Linked DNA regions of Mus musculus: region 2 is linked to region 1. Evidence: chromatin loops called from intact Hi-C (ENCODE). Cell type or tissue: gastrocnemius. All regions are shown on one strand. Links, peaks and the distances in the headings refer to the core of each region. The heading gives the core; the rest is flanking DNA.

What was found. A loop is a pair of places that touch in the nucleus more often than their neighbours do. Peaks named below come from ENCODE experiments on the same cell type or tissue, not always from the same donor. Only the 100,000 strongest peaks of a DNase experiment are listed, where the experiment ranks them.
Region 2: it touches region 1 in a loop (8-fold over the local background); 1 of 42 quality-filtered maps calls a loop at or near these places.

The regions. Positions count from the first base shown.
Region 1 is chr7:12,891,803-12,901,896 of GRCm38, reverse strand. Zfp128 (zinc finger protein 128) reads right to left here. Exons shown (of 4, transcript NM_153802.4): 4 at 8,475-10,094. It overlaps Zscan22 (zinc finger and SCAN domain containing 22), which reads right to left and starts at 4,088. Exons shown (of 3, transcript NM_001290436.1): 1 at 3,917-4,088. In gastrocnemius, for the core only: no CTCF peak of the experiment used is centred there; a DNase peak (open chromatin) is centred at 4,117; H3K4me3 peaks cover 1,297 bases; H3K27ac peaks cover 657 bases.
Region 2 is chr7:12,960,693-12,970,786 of GRCm38, reverse strand. It overlaps Zfp324 (zinc finger protein 324), which reads right to left and starts at 4,949. Exons shown (of 4, transcript NM_178732.4): 1 at 4,488-4,949; 2 at 1,866-1,992; 3 at 1,307-1,423; 4 at 1-573. The coding sequence starts at 4,571. 1810019N24Rik (RIKEN cDNA 1810019N24 gene) reads left to right here and starts at 8,970. Exons shown (of 2, transcript NR_166501.1): 1 at 8,970-9,098. It overlaps Gm29638 (a long non-coding RNA gene), which reads right to left. Exons shown (of 2, transcript XR_391162.4): 2 at 8,900-9,300. In gastrocnemius, for the core only: no CTCF peak of the experiment used is centred there; DNase peaks (open chromatin) are centred at 4,504, 4,962, 8,783, 8,938 and 1 more place; H3K4me3 peaks cover 2,848 bases; H3K27ac peaks cover 2,781 bases.

The DNA of each region.
Region 1 (10,094 bases), core at 867-8,866:
CTCAAGGGACAAGTTGTATTCCTATTTTAGGTGAAGGCAGACAGAATGAAAGGATCCTCTCCAAGTCTCCCAGCTAGGGAAGGATCAGCAGGCGAGTGAGCTGCAAACGCAAGCCAGCCCACAGCTAGCCACAAAGCCACAAAGCCATGTCTCCTGTCACTTATACAGTTCCTATTTTCTTATCTTTCGACCTGGTAATCCCACGGTGATTTATTCTGTTAGGTGTGTGTAGGTGTGTGTATATGTGTGTCTGTGTGTGTTGCTATGTAGCTAGCATGGCTTCCAGTTCACTGTCCTTCCCCTTCATCCCCAGTGCATGCCCCACCATGCCTGACTACCTTGCTTCTTTACAAATGTATGTATTTGGGCCAGCAAGATGGTTTATCATGTAAGGCACTTGCCACCAAGTCTTATGACAAACGTTTCATACCTAGGACCCGCAGAGTGGAAGGAGAAGATTGACTCTTTAAGATGTTATGCTGTGGTGTGTGTGTGTATGTGTGTGTATACATAATAAATATAAAAGTCTAAAATAAAGTGCATGTGTTTAAAGCTATACATTTTATTCCAAAAGCTCTAGTTGTATGTCATAATTTTGATAAGTTCTATCTACATTTTTATATTAGTTTTTTGAGTCAGGACCTTTTATATAGACCATGATGGCCTTATGGAAATTCTGCTACAGCCTCCTGGGTACTGGGATTATAAGCATGTACTATTATATATACCCAACTTCATTTTCATTTAGTTTAAAATATTTTCTAATTTCTGTTGTGGTTCTTTCTAATAGGGACACATAGCTATAATCTCACAACTCAGCAGGCTAAGTCAGGAAGACTGAAAGTTCAAGGCCATCCTGGGCTACAGAGCAAGACTTTTCTTTCTCAACAATACATAAATAGGCCTCTATACAAAAAGATAACTCTGCAGAGATTCTGCCCTCTACTCTGCTTTATTTCTTATTGCTCTTTACCACCTGACATATGGCACAATTATATGATTGCTTGTTTATTATCCATCTGCCCTCACTGCAGGGGCTCTTTTTTTTTTTTATAGAATAGAGTTTATTTATGGCATGGGGAGGGGAGTTAAGAAGAAAGCAGAGGGGGGGAGAGGGAGGGAGGGAGGGAGAGAGGCCGGTCATGTGCACGTGGAGAAGGGGGAGGTGAATGTGGAGAGGGGGAAGAGGATAAGGGACCAAGGGCAAGATAATCACACATGGGAGGATGAAGCAGGAGGATTTGAAGACTGTGAGCTACCTAGCAAGCCACTGCTTGTCCCACAAAAAGGAGGGGGCAGAGAGATGTACTAAGCAGGTAAAGGGGCTTCAGTTACCTTATTGTCTACACATATGTAAACGCAAGTTTTGCTTAATGAATCTTCATTGAGTATCTTCTTGGTACCCAGCTCTGCTAAGGATGCCAAGATGAGGAAGACATGGGACCCGTGTTCAATGCCTTTACTAGACTGATATGGACAGGCTGATAAAAGAACAAGTACGTTACAACGTGGGACAGGAATAGGAGAAAATAAGGACAGGCCCTGGGAACTAACTATATGCTAGGTGACCCTAGCCTCTTGTGTCTGTTAACACATGATCCTCTATGAGACAGTATTACTGTTTCCATATTAAAAGCTGGGGAGGGGGCTGGCGAGATGGCTCAGTGGTTAAGAGCGCCAACTGTTCTTCCAAAGGTCCCAAGTTCAAATCCCAGCAACCACATGGTGGCTCACAACTATCCGTAATGAAATCTGATGCCCTCTTCTGGAGTATCTGAGGACAGCTACAGTGTACTTACATACAATAAATAAATAAATCTAAGAAAAAAAAAAAGCTGGGGAACTGCATTAACCTCTAGGGTTATTTTCTGTCAGCAGGTGGAGAGCTGGTCTTGGACCTCACAAATGATGCCCTCCAGTCTTTCTTTATGGGGGATGACGTTCAGCCTTTCCAAACCGCAGAAGAACAGTAAACAACGAGTGCTGCTTGGGGCTGGTAAGAACCCACTTCACACATTCCTAGTAGGTGACAGTCAGCTAAAATGCCCTTTACAAAAAACACAGTATGGGTTGGGGAGATGGCTTGGCAAGTAAAGGTGCTTGCCGCCAAGCCTGACAACCTATCTCCAACCCCTAAGACCCGTATGGTAAAAGGACAGAACCAACTGCTTTAACTTGTCTCCTGATCTTTGTTACACATGGGCCATGGCTTCTCTGTGTGTGCACACATGTACACACATATATAATATAGGAAGAGCTTTAAAATGGTCATGTGTTTTGGCTCAATATTACACTTCATTTTAAGACTAGCTCTCCTTACATAATAGAACTTACATTCCTCTTGCCTGCTGACTTCAATTTTAGTTTGCTTCGGAATCAATCCCCATTTCTAGATAGGGAAGCTACTAACATCTGGAAAGGGACAGCACTTCCTTCAGAGACTTGGTACTTACAGTGCAGGACTTCATCACTCTGTTCCTATTATATAGCATAGCAGCAGGACCTCCCTTAGTCACCAGAACACTTAAGTATACCCCAGAAATGCCATATTGTATCTGATATTGTAGTAAATCCCAAGTACAAACTAATAGTCCAGAAAAAATTTTTAAAAAATTAGTCAAGCTAAAACCAGCAAATAAATATATATATTAATATAAATTACTACATAGTAAACACACATCTATTATATATGCATGTGTGATGTGTGTGTGTGTGTATATTTTGAGACAGGGTTGTCTTAGTTTGCACCTTCTCTTGCAGTGATAAAACATTGGTCAAAAGCAAGTTGGGGAGGAAAGGGCTTATTTTCCTCACAAATTACCAGTTTTGAAGGAAGTCAGGTTAAACTCAAGGTAGGAACCTGGTTGCAAAAACTGAAGCAGAGGTTGTGGTGGAATGCTTGCTTCCCAAGGCTTGCTCAGTCTGTTTTCTTATATAACCCAGGATCACCTACTCAGGGGTGGCACCTGGACTGGGTCCTCCCACGTCAATAATTAATCAAGAAAATGCCCCTATAGACTTGCCTACAAGTCATCTCTTGGAGGCCTTTTCTCAATGGAGGTTCCTCTTCTCAGATAACGCTAGCTTTCATCAAGTTGTATACAACCAACCCAACCAACCCAACCCAACCCAACCAGGATACAGGGGTTTACTATAAAGTCCTGGATGGCCTGGAACTTGATACATAGATGAGGCTGGCTTCGAAAAGAACATGTGCCACCATGGCTGGCTCAATTAATATACATTTTATGGTGGAATTAAAGCAGCTCAAGGGGCTGAAGAGGTGGCTCAGTGGGTGGTTAAGAGCATTCATTGGCTGCTCTTCCACAGGACCCAGGTTCAATTCCCAGCACCCACATTGCAGCTCACAACTGTTTGTAATTCCAAGATCTGGCACCCTCACACACATACTTGCAGGCAAAATTCCAATGCATATAAAATAAAAATAAGTAAATAAAGCAGCTGAAATGTTTGGCGTGGTGGCTTGGGAGGCAGAGGCAGGAAGACCATGTTAGTCAGCATCTCAACCAGACACAGAGGATTTCACTCATGGCTGAACTCGTTACAAACTCATCTTTTTTAAATTTATTTTTTATTTTATTTTATTTTTATTTTTTGGTTTTTCGAGACAGGGTTTCTCTGTGTAGCCCTAGCTGTCCTGGAACTCACTTTGTAGACCAGGCTGGCCTCGAACTCAGAAATCCGCCTGCCTCTGCCTCCGAGTGCTGGGATTAAAGGCTTGCGCTACCACGCCTGGCTACAAACCCATCTTAAAGTCCATCGAAAAGCTATTTCTGTCGGTGGCTTCATCAGTCACTCGACGAGATATCCAAGGCCACGACGCATCAGACGTAGCACAACCTGTCGGACACATACAACCGGTCGGCCAGTCCCGCTTTTGGTTTGTCAGACTTACACTCCATCAGCCGTGACACACTCTGTCCTGTACTCACAGGCCGTTAGGTTTGCCGTGGGCGTTCGCAGCCCTCACCCCTCCATGCCAGGGTTCCCGCGCTCACCGGGTCTCCAGAACTCCCAGCGGACACTTCCAAAGGCGTCCTGGTGACGCACACACATGCGCCTTCGTGCCCAGGGACCACAAGTCCCAAAGTGCCTAGTACAGGCGAATGGCCACACAGCACGTCACCTGGACTACAAGTTCCAGAAAGCACAGCGCTAATTCTTTCGGCCCTGTGGGAGTTGTAGTTCTGAATGCCTGCCGGGGGTTGGGTTGGGAAGGATGGTGACTCTAGGCTGGTGTTTCTGAGTAGAAGTTGTGGGATGTGTGGGAAGTTGGAGCATGCACGGTGCAAGTGAGTGAGGTCCATCCTCTGATGGCTCACAACCGTCTAACTCCAGTCCCAGGAGTTTTGGTACCCTCTTTTGGCCTTCATAGGCACCAGGCACACAAATGCTACACAGATATACAAGCAGGCAAAATACCCACATAGGTTATATGTATATGTATATGTATATGTATATGTATATGTATATGTATATGTATATGTATATGTATATGTATATGTATATGTATATGTATATGTATATGTATATGTATATATGTATACACACACACACATATATATATATTAAAATCACATTTATTTGGTGTGTGTGTTTGTTCATGTGTGTTTATGTGTGTTGTGGGGTACGTACCACAATGCACGTGAAGAGGTTAGGAGACAACTTTTGGAACCCTGTTCTTTCCTTTTACCAAGTGAGTTCTGCAGGTCAAACTCAGTTTTGGCAGCAAGTACTTTTACCCACTTTTCTTTCTTGCCAGCCATATTTTGCTTAATTTTTTTGGTTCTGGGGAACCTGGACCTTTACTCACATTAAGTGCAACCTCAAGCCCTAAACTACAATCCTTCCACAATCCTTCCGAAACCTTTGTCATTTTATTTGAATGTAGCCAGTCTTAGCTAACTAACACTAACTACACGAGACAGCTGGGGGTGGAGTGTGTATGTGTGTGTCTGCAGGCCATTTAAACATCACAGACAGCTTCCAGACTTTTAGACAAGGTGCCTGACTAGGAGGCCTTTACTGTTGGGATTTGCTAAATTGTCTACAAGTTTGTCTGTCTTTGAGCTCCATACAAAGTGAATGGTGCACGAGTAACAGTCTTTTTAACAGCCATACTAGCAAACTTCATAGAGAGCAGCCACAGGATGCGTGTATTGAGGGAACTGTGCAACAGAAAGATGTAAGGTGATCAGTGCTTTGAGGAGAAAATTGGCAGTACAGCAATCTCGGCCAAATTCAGTTCCTCACAGAGACTCTCAGGTGAGAAAACAATGTTTCGCTACTTCCAACGGAGGCAAGGGTATTGAGCAGGCTCCTAGTACATGAATTTGCTCTGTACTCATCCCTCCTTCCCCACCTTGTTTGCAAGCTGGGGGAAGGCAGAAGGGTCGTTGAGGAATGGCAGCACCCAGTTGTGGACACAACTGATTCTGTGAAGCAGCAGGGGAGAGGCCTGAGGTGAACGTTGGCACTGTGGAAATGTGGAATACAGGTGACTCCAGAGACTGGAAGAGAAAAGGGACAGAGCCCTTTTCAACCTTCCCTGCAGCCACCAGAGGTTAGGAATGCTGAACACTACCACTCCAAACCTCTTATGACAGATGGCCCTGTGACTCATTTTTGGCCAACAAATTATGTGGGTATATGACAGAGGTTTCTGGGAAGGCCCTTCTTTGACATATGAGAAAGGTGAATATTGGCTTGCCTACTTTCCTGTTTCTCCCAGTATTGATTACAGGCACAATGACTGAGGCTTTAGCAGTTTGCTCAGGACCATGAGAAAAAGGCAAAACCCCACAGCAGCACCTCCAACATAAGTGAGTCACTGAATATATATTTTTTAGATTTATTTATTTGTTATATGTAAGTACACTGTAGATGTCTTTAGACACACCAGAAGAGGGCATCAGATCTCATTAAGGATGGTTGTGAGCCACCATGTGGTTGCTGGGTTTTAAACTCAGGTCCTTAGGAAGAGTAGTCAGTGCTCTTAACTGCTGAGCCATCTTTCCAGCCCAGAGTCACTGAAATCTTAGCTACTGTAAACTGGGTGCTCATATGAAAGTCTGACTTTATATTACTTTTGAATATAACATACATAATTACCTTTATGCTGGTAATTAGTAATATTTGCTCTGGGCCTACTTTTTTTTCATTTAGAATATGGTTGCACATGCTATCTATCTATCTATCTATCTATCTATCTATCTATCTATCTATCTATCTATCTATCTATCTATCTGTCTATGTGACTTTGACACAGGGTTTCTCTGTGTAATCCTGGATATCTTGGAACAGGCTGGCCTCATACTTAAGAGATTTGCTGCCCCTGCCCCTGTCCCTGCTTCCTGAGTGCTGGGATTAAAGGCCTGTGTCACACTTCCTGGCTCATCTAGAAATGCTACTACTTCATAGAACTACCACAAAGTCAGCCAGCTGATGCACCTTTTCTTAGCTTTGTGAATGAAAAGCTCCCAGAGAAGATATAACAGCTGAGTTATTATGAAAAGTCAGGCTTGGCAAAGGAAATGAAAGGCCGACCTCAGAGGGAAATGTGAGTGCAGAGAAGCAAATTCTGGACACCAACAGTGTCTTGTGAGCACCCTGGAGATCAAAAAAGAAAAACAAAAATGCTGATCCAAAGTATCCTGGGAGCCAGGTGTACTCCAAAGGAGACCCCATCAGATTTCAGGTTCTTAGAAGAGAGCAAAGGTAAGGAGCTGTGATGGCAGCAGTCCTGATGCTGGACTGTTCCCTCAAAGTGGCAAGAACTGCTGTTGTTAGGATGACTGTTCAAGGTAGGCACCTGACAGGCAACTGTTCTGTACAACTAAATCAGTTGATTCCATGCTCCTGGGGCACAAGCATGTGACTACAGCTGAGCTGTGCATATTTCATAGTTAGTTTCTTTTTAGGTTAAGTTGGTTTCCTGGCTCTATGAGAAACCAGAGATAACAATAAATGTTCTTTTTGTCAGGAACTGCATGGACACAGGTTGGGAACCTCCTTCCCCCTACCTGCCTTCTTTTTTCTTAAGAGAACATGTGGAGGAAAACAATTAGATAAGGGTGAAGTTCCCTGTAAATATGAGAATGGTCGTTAGGATATCTTGCTGGGGGGGGGGGGGGTTGGTGAGTGGAGAGATGGCTCAGTGGTTAAGAGTACTGTCTGTTTCTCCAGAGGTCCTGAGTTTGATTCCCGGCAACCAAATGGTGGCTCACAACCATCTATAATGGGATCAGATGCCCTCTTCTGGTATGCTGCTCTATATGCAGAAATAACACTCATAAACATAAAGTAAATGAACCTTAAAAAAAGAGTATCTTGGGCTGGAGAGATGGCTCAGTGGTTAAGAGCACTGACTGTTCTTCTGAAGGTCCTGGGTTCAAATCGCAGCAACCACATGGTGGCTCATAACCATCTGTAATGACATCTGATGCCCTCTACTGGTGTGTCTGAAGATAGCTTCAGTGTACTTACATATAAATAATAAATATTTCAACTAACTAACTAACTAACTAACTAACTAACTAAATGTTAAAAAAAGAAAGATACCATAGTGTAAATTAAAAAAAAGTATCTTGTTTTGTATAAAGCTTTTAAAATTTATTTATTTATTTGCATTAAGAGCTGACAGGAGAGCTGGGCAGTGGTGGCACACGCCTTTAATCTCAGCACTTGGGAGGCAGAGGCAGGTGGATTTCTGAGTTTGAGACCAGCCTGGTCTACAGAGTGAGTTCCAGGACAGCCAGAGCTACACAGAGAAACCCTGTCTCGAACAAAACAAAACAAAACAAAACATCAACAACAACAAAAGGGCTGACAGGAAGGCTTTCCAATAGTCTTCCTGCAGCAACCTCATAGAACATGGAGCATGGGGGAGGAGCTTTGAGAACAATGGGAGTCATGTGATCTTCTAAATGACTTTTTGTTTCTTTTTAAATTAGGTTTTTAATATATTGCAAGCACCTTTCTTTCTTTCTTTCCTTCTTTCTTCTTTCTTTTTTTTTAAAAGATGTATTATTATACATAAGTACACTGTAGCTGTCTTCAGATGCACCAGAAGAGGGCATATCTCATTACAGATGGTTGTGAGCCACCATGTGGTTGCTGGGATTTGAACTCAGGACATTTGGAAGAACAGTCAGTGCTCTTAACCACTGAGCCATCTCGCCAGCCCCCCACTTTTTTTTTCTAAATGACTTTTTTTTTCTTTTTAAATTAGGTTTTAGTATATTGCAAGCACTTTTTTTTCTAAATGACTTTCTTTTCCTTTTTAAATTGGTTGAGTCATGTGATCTTAAGGGGCACCCCCTTAGCACAGTTCAGTGACTTGATACCAAACCGGAAATCAGTTCACCATATCAAAGTTATTTAAGTAACAAACAATAGATGAAGAAACAGCAGAACTAAAAGATTTAAGAAAGAAACCAAACACACCGTGTAGATCTTGTATAAGTTACGGAAAGATTAAAACAAATATGAAGTTTTATGAAGCAACCAGGAACATGTGGATGCTGGATATTTGATGGTGTCCGTTAGATATTAGTAATCTTTTCCCTGGAGATGTAAAAGAGTAACTTCTCCCTAAAGATCTTCTGCTCTGGTTGAGAGGAGTACAATCAATAACCCCAGTCACTGCTTTCATTCAAATTCTGGCCCAGAAGCACTGCTCAAAAACCCATGTGACAAAACCCCAAAATGATGGACTTAGTGTGATTATGCAAAAGGCTTTGTCCCCGTGGGTCAGTGTGGTTGCAGCTATATATCCTTAAAGTCTTAGCCTTTTACAAATATATTCAGAGAGATGAACAAGATGGTTTTCTGGGGTGGATGTGAAAACAATACTGGTAGGAGACCCAGTGAAAATATATCATTTGTCTTTTAGAATGTTCATTGTTAAGTGATAAAAGATTTACAGAAAGATAAAGGAATTATTCACCCTGAATATAAATATTGCAAATCAGTAATTTACTTAACACTAATATATATATATATATATATATATATATATATATATATATATGACTCTATTTGTTAAGAACAACTCAAATACAGCATTGTTTAATCAATTTACAGTTTAGAAAAGGTGAGTTATTGTATCTTTTGTACTGGGGACTGAATTTAGGGCCTTTTACATGCCAGCCTAGTGTTTTATTACTCAACCTTCTGGGTTGAGTTTGTATCAGGGCTTCTCCATGTTAATACTATTGATATTTGGGGCTAGAAAATTCTTGGAAGAGCTGCTCTGGACACTTAAGTATGTTGAGCAGTATCCAGGGCCTCCACCCAGATAGCAGTAACATCTTTTAAGTTGCAGGGACAAAAATGACTCCACATATTACCAAATGTCCTCTGAGGTCAAATTACCTCTAACAACCTTGGATATTTCAAGATAGTGGTTTTCATAGGCGCTGTGACTCCTTTAGAGGATGTTGTAGAATTCTGTGGGTCCTTCTCTGTCAGATGATGTACTGAAATGAGGACAGGAGATAAGCATGCTGCAATGACTGTCAAGTGCAGAACTGAGCTACATGTGACTTAACCTGTGTGATACATAAACTGGGTTTCTGACTTGAATTCACATAGAAACACATAGTACTTTGTGGACATTAGGAATTTAGACAGTTTCCACAATACAATAGCATTTTGATTTGTTCAAACTTTCATAAGAATTCATCACTATTCTGCAAAATCAATTTGGCATGATAAAGTCCCTTATGGTGTTTTTTTAGACAGCAGTATCCTTGAACCAGTCTTAAAGTTTCAGACCATGATCTCCTGGTAAAAATAGGTCCACATGGACATGGTAAGATAGCACATTGACATAATACACCATAAATTAACTATCCTTTACAAAGAACTCGGGGAAGGCAATAGCTGGCTGTTGGCTCAGTTAAGCCAGGAGGAACAGACAACTTGGGAGTGGGACTGGTGGCAGCCGATCTTGGAGCTAAACCAGGATTGAGCGCCACAGTTCTGGGCAAAGGTGGAAGCTTGTTTTTTTTTAAATTACACACAACAAGGGTCATATGTTATTTCCACACTATGCCAGTGCAGAGACTTTA
Region 2 (10,094 bases), core at 1,022-9,021, 69 kb before region 1:
CGAACACTTTGTTGCACGCCCTACATTCGAAAGGTTTGTCCCCAGAGAGAAGACCTGGGCCGGCCTGGAGGGCCTCTCCCAGCTCATCCCATATCCGGGCCTCTGTAACATTGGGGTCTCCCTGAGACTCATGCCAAGCCTCACTCATCCCACGTCCCTCCTCTGCCCCATGGAGATCTGGAATGCTTTGGAAAGTTCTCCCAGGGGTTAGCTGCATCTCTGGCTTTCGCTGCTCTGCTACCCGTGGCTGCTTCCCTGGGGCCAGAAAGTCAGAGAAGGCCTTCCCTCTAGATGAACCATTTTCAGGAACCCCTACTGGAGAAGTCAATCGCAAGCTGACAGTTGCTTCACTGCTGCTGGAACCTAGCAGGAGTTGCTCCCAGTAAATCACTGATACCCCTGTGGGTTTTTTCTGTAGAGATGGGCAGGCACTTTGGTGTCCCTCCAGAATTTTTGCATCAGGGTAGGCACCAGCAGGAGGAAGGATACTAGTAGGTATCCTATCAGGCCTGTCACAGGTGGCCCCTGGAGGTGTTCTAGACACATGTCTTTCTCTTGTACTATAATTGGATCCTGAAGGCAGAGAAAAGATAGTTACTGCTAGGACCCTGTCTGAAAAAAAAAAAAAAACAAACTTATTGAAGAAGCTGAGCAGTGCTAGTGCTACACAGAGAAACACTGACTAGAAAAAACCAAACCAAACCAAACCAAAACAAAACCCCAAAACCAGAAAACCAGAAGTGTAGGTTGGCCCTGGGAGAAGTTGGCAGAGAAGAGTCTGTCCTAACAACTGTGACCTCTATGGTCACAACTGTGCACTGGCTGACCTGGGACCTTTCTCTCAAGCCTCGCTCCCTAGCCTGCTTTCTCTTTGTGTTCATTCCTTGAGTCTATGCACTATCAATCCTGTTGCAGACTGCTTTTCCTGGGCATTCTCTCTACAACACTCAGCAGTGTCCTGGCCAATGCTATGCACAGTGCCAGAAAGAGCCCGGCCAGGAGAAGTGTTCAAACAACAGTTGGGGAGAAAGAATGACCCTACAAATGTGACAGTTCAATGGGGAAAGTGAAGCCACACAGCACAGCCGATGGGTATGTATGTATGTGTGGCTCAAAGGGAGTAATTTCCTGCATGGACACAGCATCTGGGCCCTTCAGGGGCAGGAAAGGTCACAAGATGAGGAAAAAGATTCAAAAAGGGAAGGGAGCTATCTCTAGACAGGAAAAGAGGGTGTCTGTAATACCAAGAAGTAGAGAATGTAGTAGCCCTTGCCCCTGAATACACCCTAGGTGAAGCCCAACTCACCAAGGCTGGATCTCCTGTGGGCACCCCTGCCTGGGCCTCTATTTGTCCTGTTGGGAACCCAGGGTTCCTCACCACGCTGGAGTTGGATGATCACACGAGGCCGGGAGACAGAAGGTCCTAGGAAGGAATAAGGAGCATGTGAGGCCAGCCCCAGCTCAAGACAGTCCAGCCCCAATAGAGAGCAGGGTGTGGGATATGGATGTCAACCATGCAATTGCACCCAAAACCCCACAGGATACAGGAGGACTGCAGGCCCGGCTCAAGGGTTCCCATAAGGAACTACTAGATCAGCCACTCCAAAGGAAGGTGCTAGAACTCAGGCACAGAAGAATGTAGACAGCCAGCACCCCAGGGATACAGGAAATGGTTATGTTTATCAGACTATATGTGTCCAGGGCACCGCCCTTCCTCTCACATCCCTATAGATAGAGGGTCATACTCATAAACAGTTAGGGAGAGAGTGGACACTTGTAATAGCTCCTGAACCTGGTGTGCTTAGCTGCCTGCCATACCTGGTCCCAGCTTTGCTTCCAATGAAGGACTCAACTCAGGCCTTTACCTATGGAGTCTACAAGTGCGAAGTTTTCCAGCATTACATGGCGGTACAAGGCCCTCTGGGCGGCATTCAGGAACATCCACTCCTCCTGGGAGAAGTACACAGCCACGTCCTCAAAGGCCATCCATCTCTACAACAGTAAGAATAAGATAGTGTCTATGCGATGGCTGAGTGAGGTAGGAACCTGTTCCCTATTAATGGAGATGCTTCTCAGACATTTATCTTCCTTCCCTGTAGACTGGTTGAGAGGCGGGTATATGTCTGTGAGTTTGGGACCAGCTTGGTCTACATAGCGAGTTCTAGGACAGCCACAGCTATGTAGAGAAATCCAGTCAAACACCAATTTAAAAAAAAAAAAAAAATGGAGCTGGGCGTGGTGGTGCACGTCTTTAATCCCAGCACTCAGGAGGTAGAGGCAGGCGGATTTCTGAGTTCGAGGCCAGCCTGGTCTACAAAGTGAGCTCCAGGACAGCCAGGGCTACAGAGAGAAACCCTGTCTCAAAAAACCAAAAAAAAAAAAAAAAAAATTAAAAAAAAAAAAAGGCCCTTTGGAGTAAGTAGACAATCTCAGTTACTGCTATGGGTATTGGGGTGTCAGAGGTCTGAGGTGGGACTGGCCTCATCAACCTGGTAGACATACAGAAAGTCAATCCTTCTTGCCTCTATACCAATGCTCCATTTCCTTTCTGCTTTTACAACTCATACCCTTGCTCAGCCACCTGTTGGACTCTTCCCCTCACAGCCATAGGCACCACAAGCCTTTCCTCCCTGTTCTCAAATCCTAAGCAACCAGCCCTAGTCAACTCTGTGAAGCTATCTGTCTTAGTATTGATGACCAAAAAGAAACTTGGGAGGAAAGGGTTTATTCAGCTTACACTTCCAGATCACAGTCCATCACTGGAGGAAGTCGAGACAGCAACGCCAACTGGGCAGGATCTGATGCTGAGGCCATAGAGGGATGCTGCTTACTGGCTTGTTTCCCATGGCTTGCTCAGCTTGCTTTTTTTTTTTTTTTTTTGTAGAACCCGGGACCACCAGATCAGGGATGACACCACCCACCCTGGACTGGGCCTCCCCACATTGATCACTAATTAAGAAAATGCCTTATAGTTCAATCTCATGGAGGCATTTTCTCAACTGAAGCTCCTTCCTCTCTAATGACTCTATCTTGTGTCAAGTTGACACACAAAACCAGCAACCAGCCAGTATACTATACTTCTTTAATTCTCAGGTCCCGGCTCAAGACGCTAGGATTAATTAACTGGACATCTATCACTTCAGGCCCATCAAATCAGTCCACTCTGGGACATCACACATGCCTGGTCTTTCCTGTGTCTACAGTAGTTCCATCCTCCCAGGTGCTCAGGCTGACCAATAGAGTTCTTCACACAACACTGATGCATCAGCAGATCTACTCATAATTCAGCCACCTTAACCACTACCATGACTAATCTCATGCAGGGACCACCATCATTCACATAGACCAAGGGCTACTAGCCTCTGTTCTACATAATAATATGAATTATTATACATATTATTCCACCACGTCTGTTCTACGCTCAGAAAAAGAGAAGATGCTTTTAAAATCTTAATTAGGTGTCTGGGTGTGGTAGCACAGGCCTTTCATTCCAACACTCGGGAGGCAGAAGCAAGTGGATCTCTGTGAGTTCCAGAACAGCCTGGTCTAATTGTACATTTCCAGCACAGCCATGGTTACATAGTGGGACCCTGTCTCAAGGGTCCTACATACCAAGTTGCAGACCAGCTAGATTTACACAGTGAGATTGTCTTTCAAAACAAAACCCCAAAGCCTGGGGCTAGAGAGATGGCTCAGCGGTTAAGAGTATGTGCTGCTCTTTCAAAGGGCATGAATTCAGCTCCCAGTGTCCACATTAGATGACTCACAAGTGCCTACAACAAAGTTCCCCGGGAACCAACACTCATATGCATAGACCCACAAAAGTACACATAAAAATTTTAAAAATCACTCTTAAAAATCTTAACTGGGAACTGTCCAGTCTGTGTTTAAAGCACTCTGTCTTCCGATGCCTCTGGGACAGAGTCCCAATTCCTCTGCCTGCTGTTTCAGACACACAAGACCTCCCTTCCTTGGTTATTCCACGTCTAAATTGCTAAATACCAGGCTGGGATGAAAGTTTGTAGTGTTTGCATGGTATGCACAAGGTCTTGGGGTCCATCCCCAGTACGGAATAAACTGTGTGTGCTCAAGCATGCCTGAAAACCTAGCACTATGGAAGCAGAAGCAGAGGGACCAGAAGGGCAAGGCCATTTCTTGGCTGCATATCTAATTAGCGGCCAGCCGCGCGAGAGAGAGAGAGAGAGAGAGAGAGAGAGAGAGAGAGAGAGAGAGAGAGAGAGAGAGAGAGAGAGAGAGAGAGAGACTTCAAAATATAAAAGTCTCACCTTGGCGTTTGCACATGTGGGTGCTTTCCTTTAACTTTTCCCCAGACCTTACCCACTTGGCTGTCACAAGTGAGGCTTCCACACCCGCACGCCTCACTCACCTGGACTATGATGTTGGAAGCAACTGGGTCCCTCCCCACAGTACAGTAAGAGGGCAAGCCAGGACACCTGGTGGGTCCTTGGAAAGATTCCTACACTCACCCGCGGTGGATTTGTCAGCGGCCAGGTTGCCGCCGCCGGAATCTGCAGTGGGGGCGGGGCATGACGGGCGAGAGACCTGGGCATAGCCCGTCCCCGCCCACGGCCTCGCGCAGCCCGCCTGGGCCTCAGTTTCCCGGTCAGAAAAGGGCGTTGTACGCCCAGAGGACTCCTGGCGGGCTGCGGCTGGGGGATGGAGAGTTCGTGGCTTCGGCACAACCCTAACGGTCTCCGCTGCAGCCTATGAGCCAACAGGGAATACTGAGGCTTGGAGGCAGAGCTGCGGGCTTGCAGTGCCGACGTGTACCGAGCCAAGGTTAGAATCGGGCAACTGCGAGTACTATCCTTATTTGCTCTAGTCTTGGGTCCCCAGAACCTCCTCGAGATTTGCAGAGTCGGCCAGGCCTTTCGTGCACCAATCGGGATCACCCGTGTGGCCTTAAGCCAGTCTGCAAAGTGACAACCCAGACCGCCGGAAGCCCCGCCTCTCCTATCCGCGTTGGCCCAATGCACAGCACGGATGCTCGGGTAAACGTAGTTCCTGCTGACTTGCCTGAATGACAGGAGGGTGCCTTCCTGGTATCCATGGCGGGTATCCAAAGCATCTTTTCTCCCTACCTCCCAGCCTTAGCTGGAAAGTGAAGTTTACCACCACCGTCCGGTTTCAGCCAGGCCTGAGCACTAACAGAGACTCCTGGGTAGGTCCCCGCTCTGGGCAAGCGGCCCAGGACCAAAACCTGAAGATTCAGAAGTGGAAACTTGGAGATTTCGGGAGGCAGGCGACACAAGCTGGGAGCACAAAAGAAAAAACGTATGGGGAATCCCTTCTAAAGAGACGGCAGCAGTGGGCGTGGTGGCACACACCTGTAGCCTCAGCACTTGGGAGGCAGAGGCAAGATCTCTGATTTCAAGGCCAGCATGGTCTACAAAGAGAGTTCCAGGGCAATTCAACGGTTAAGATCATTGACTGTTCTTCCAGCAGATCCGGGCTCAAATCACCACAAGGCAGCTCACAACTATCTGTAATTCCAGTTCCAGAGGACCCAACACTTTCAGACATACACGCAAGCAAAACACCAATGCCAATGCGCATGGGAAATAAATAGACAGAAAAGCCTTAGATCAGATCCATGATGGCGCATACCTTTAATCTCAGCACTCAGAAGAGAGAGAGGCAGGAGGATCATTGTAAACTTAAGGCCATCCTAGACTACATAGCAACTTCCACACCAACCGCGATCACATACGGAGATAACATGCTCAGGCAGTTTCCCTCTGTGTGGCCAGCTGCAGAGACAGAGTTGGGTTTCGGCCTCTCTTTCTATTCCCCTATCTCAGTCTTGGAAAGAGTGAAGGTCAATGTTGCGAGCTCTTATTTCAGACCCTTGCACATCAACTAGTTTCTATGCTTGGCTGCTTGTCCTTAGGACACCTGTTCTTCCCTCTTTTCCACACATCACAATATTGATTCTTTATTTCCTTGGGGCCAATCTAAGTGATATGTGAGATTTTGGAAAGGCAGGGCAGTCTCAGTGAAGACTGGCCCTGTTATTGGAGGACAGGAAAAGGTTTTTCTCTATTCTGCAGCATGTGAGGGATCTTCTTTCAGGATTCTCATTTCTCCTGTGTTGGGTTCCTTAGTTCTATGTATGCTTGTCTCTATATAGAAGTTCCTTGGGTCTCTTGTTAAGGGTGGGCTAATGCAGCCCCTAAGTACAGTGGGTTCTCAAACAGCGTGGGTTGAGAGCTGGCTGTGGTAGCAGCTACTATCCCAGTACTCAGGAGGCAGAGGCAGAAGGACCAGAGCTTCTTTCACGAGCAGCTGTAGCTATAGTGTGAATTTGAGATCAGCCTGGGCGACAAGAGACAATGATTACAGAACTTAGAAAGCTACACCAGGAGATTTGTCACAAATTTAAGGCCAGCCTAGACTATAGAGTGAGTCTGTCCCCCCCACCTCCCTGTCTCCGCGCACACACCAGAAGAAGCCAGGTGTGGTAGTACATGCTTGTAATCCCAGAACTTTGCAGAAAGACTAAGGACAATTAATTCAAAGTCATTTTTTAGTGTACAGTGAGTTCAAAAGCAGCCTGGAATAAATACATGGGGCCCTGAATCCAAGAGAAGAAAGTGACCAGTAAGATGGTCCAGCAAGTTAAAGGCACTTGTCACCAAGCCTGCCACCCTGTTTCCGTCCCCAGATGGAAGAGAATGGACTCATTCCAGTTGTCCTCTACCTTCTACTGAGTGCCACAGCACACAGGCACCTACACTCGTTCGCACACGAGAGAAAGAAATTTCTTTAAAGGAAAGAAAAGGCTGGTTGAGGTGGTATGAGCCTTAAATCCCAATACTCCAGGGACAGGCTGATAGTCTTTGTGAGTTCAAGGCCAGACTGATCTACAAAAGATTTCCAGGCCAGCCAGGGCTAAATATGAGGCCAAACAAAACAAAACAAAACAAAACAAAACTAGGGGCTGGAGAAATGTCCCAACACTTACTGACCTTGCAGAAGACCCAGGTTTCATTCACACCAGCCTTCTCACAACTGCCTATAATTCTAGTGTCAAGGGATCCAATACCTTCAGGCCTCCAAGGGCACCTGTATACAGGTGGTGCTCATAAATTCATGCAGGCACATGCTATATACAAACCTTTAAAATAGGAAAGCAAGTGCAACAAAATAGCCACAGCAGGTCTAGTGGTGACATTGGCATGCAAGCCCAGCTTCTCCAGAGACTGAGGCAGGAGGATTACAAGTTCACAGTCTCGGCTACATAGTAAGTTCAAAGCCAAGCTAGGCAACTCCGTAAAATCTTGTCTCAAGAAGTATAGAGGGCTAGCTAGGGGTGTAGCTCAGTGGTATATGAGAAAGGAAGGAAGGAAGGAAGGGCGAGAGAGAGAGAGAGAGAAAGACAGACAGACAGACAGACAGACAGACAGACAGACAGAAAGAAAGAAAGAAAGAAAGAAAGAAAGAAAGAAAGAAAGAAAGCCAAGAGAGATGATCTCCACAAGCTACCACAGGGTCAGTAAAGTGTATCTGAAAGTTACAACGTTTCCTTTTCTCTCTCCCCCCCCCCTAGTCTATTTTCTTTTGGATGCCTGCCTAGTATGTTTTTTCTGGTACCTTGGACTTTCTTATTTTCTGAAACTTCTCTCCCTGCTATATCATCTCTCAAAAGGAAGGTTACGAGGCTAGGAAGATGGTTCAGTGGGTTAAGAGCGCTTGCGTGTACGTATACAGACCTGAGTTTAAACCCTCAGTACCCTTGCTGGTGAGATTGCTACCAAGCCCAGTGATCAGAGCTCAGTACCTGGGACTGGCTACTGTGGTTGTCCTTTGACCTCCACATAAATCTCATGGCAGGCACATACAAATAAATGTAAAATTAATATTATTTTTCTCAGGCATGGTGGCTCATGCCTTCATGCCTTTAACCCCATTACTCAGAAGACAGGGTCAGGTAGATAGATCTCTGTGAGTTCTAAGCTATCCTGGTATACACAGTCAGTATCAAGCCACCCAGAAAATTCACCACCAGACTACAAATCACAGCAGCTTCTAAGTGAGCTCAGAATCCCCAGGAGTCTCATCGAGGCCTGGGTGCTCAAGTCAAGGGGGAGTTCAGACTCAGTAAGTGGCAGAGGAGCCCCGCGGGTGAAATTGAAGTACTAGTAAGCTCTTCAAATATGCTAATAACTTTGGGTCAGAATCCGCTAAATTAGAAGGGCACTCCATGTCATTAAAGAAAGGATCTCACCGAACAGTGGTGACGCATGCCTTTAATCCCAGCACTCGGGAGGCAGAGGCAGGCGGATTTCTGAGTTCGAGGCCAAACTGGTCTACATAGTGAGTTCCAGGACAGCCAGGGCTATACAGAGAAACCCTGTCTCGAAAAACAAAAACAAAAACAACAACAACAACAAAAAAAAAACAAAAAAAAAAAAAACAACCAACCAAACAAACAAAGAAAAAGGATCTCAGGGCACTGGTACTTGCGGGGAATCTCTAAAAGGAGAGTCCTAAACGGAAGTTAATTTATATCCATGCCATATTTTTTGTTTGTTTGTTTCGGTTTTGTTTTTCCTCAATACAGTTTCTCTGTGTAGCCCTGGCTGTTCTGGAACTTGCTTTGTGAACCAGGCTGGCCTCGAACTCACCGAGATTAAAGGTGTATGACACCTCTGCCTAGCTCCATTCTCTACGTTCTCTACAATGCCGCTAAGTCAATGCCACGGAGAACAAAAGCTCGCTCCTCGCTCACCAGATGCCGGGTGGAAACTACATTTACCACAAGACTGTGAGGCTCTCTAGACTCTGAGCCAATCACAACCCAGATGAAAAGCTTTTTCTCAAAAAAAAAAAAAAAAAAAAAAAAAAAAAAAAAAAAAAAGCTTTTTCTCAGGCTGTGTGCGCAACGGAGTCGTGACTTTATTTTGCTCGCCAAATGGGTGGGATCTATAAGCCGAGTCCTTTCACTTAGTACACGCCTCCTTGGGACCGGAGAGGAAGGGTAATGGGGAGGACGGCACTTGTAGCCGATGCTTTCCATTTCCTAGTCCTTGCAGGCTTGAAGTCCCTGGGCATTGAGTCTCCGAGCGAGCGAGACGGTAGGCTCATATTCACGTCCTCTGGTGTTTTGCCTTGCTACTGGGAATCGTAGATTCACGTCAGTTTTAAGGTCCCAACGCCCCCACTACGCGTAATGCCGAGGGTTTCCCACTTCTGGAAAACAGTATAGAAAGCCGTTGGATGAATAGGGACTCCGTGTGCAACTGCTTGGAAGTGAGGCTGAGCTGGAGTGTTCAGGATCTGTTAGGGAGAGACCGGGTAGAGTGGTAATCTAAGAGAGATAGAGGGAGCCCCGGGAGTCTGGAAGGGTTGAAGCACCCTAAGCTTCCTCTGGCTGCCCAGGGGCAATGAGATGCTCGGGGTGAACTGGAAGAAGGAAGGGAGACTCATAAGGAGACTCTACCTTAAGTGTCAAACTTGTGGTTACTGAAGACATACTCCATGAGCACTTTTCTAATTATCTTTCTTATTTCCACATCATAAAATCTGGCTAGTTTAACAACAGATGCAAAGTTATATTGCTCCGACCTCCAAGTTCACAGTTTCAGTCAAGCTACAACCATCACTTATTCTTTTCTCCTTTCTCTCTCTCTCTCCCTCCCTCCCTCTTTATTCTTTCTCCCCTCCCTTCCTCTTCCCTTCTCCTCCCCCTAACCACCCCCCCTCCTGTGTGTCTCTTGCTTTCACTGTCTCAGTATTGTGATTACAGGCACACATCTACACATTTGGACTCCTCACACATCTGCAGTCACATGCATGTACACACATAGACCTCCTCAGAGATACATAAATAAACATTTTTTTTTAAAGGGAAGGGCATCTTTAACATGGTGGATGTTTCGTTGTGGCAGTAGAGGACCAGTTGACTGACCTGTGGTACATGCTATAAAGTCAGAGAAAGGGAGAAGCAACTTCAGGAGAAAGTATATTTGTGTATATATATGTTCAAAAGGTGACTAAGGCCCCTGGGACTGAGGCAAAATGAGATGAAGGTAGATTGCTGGTAAGGTCAAAACTTGTAGATGACTTTTTCT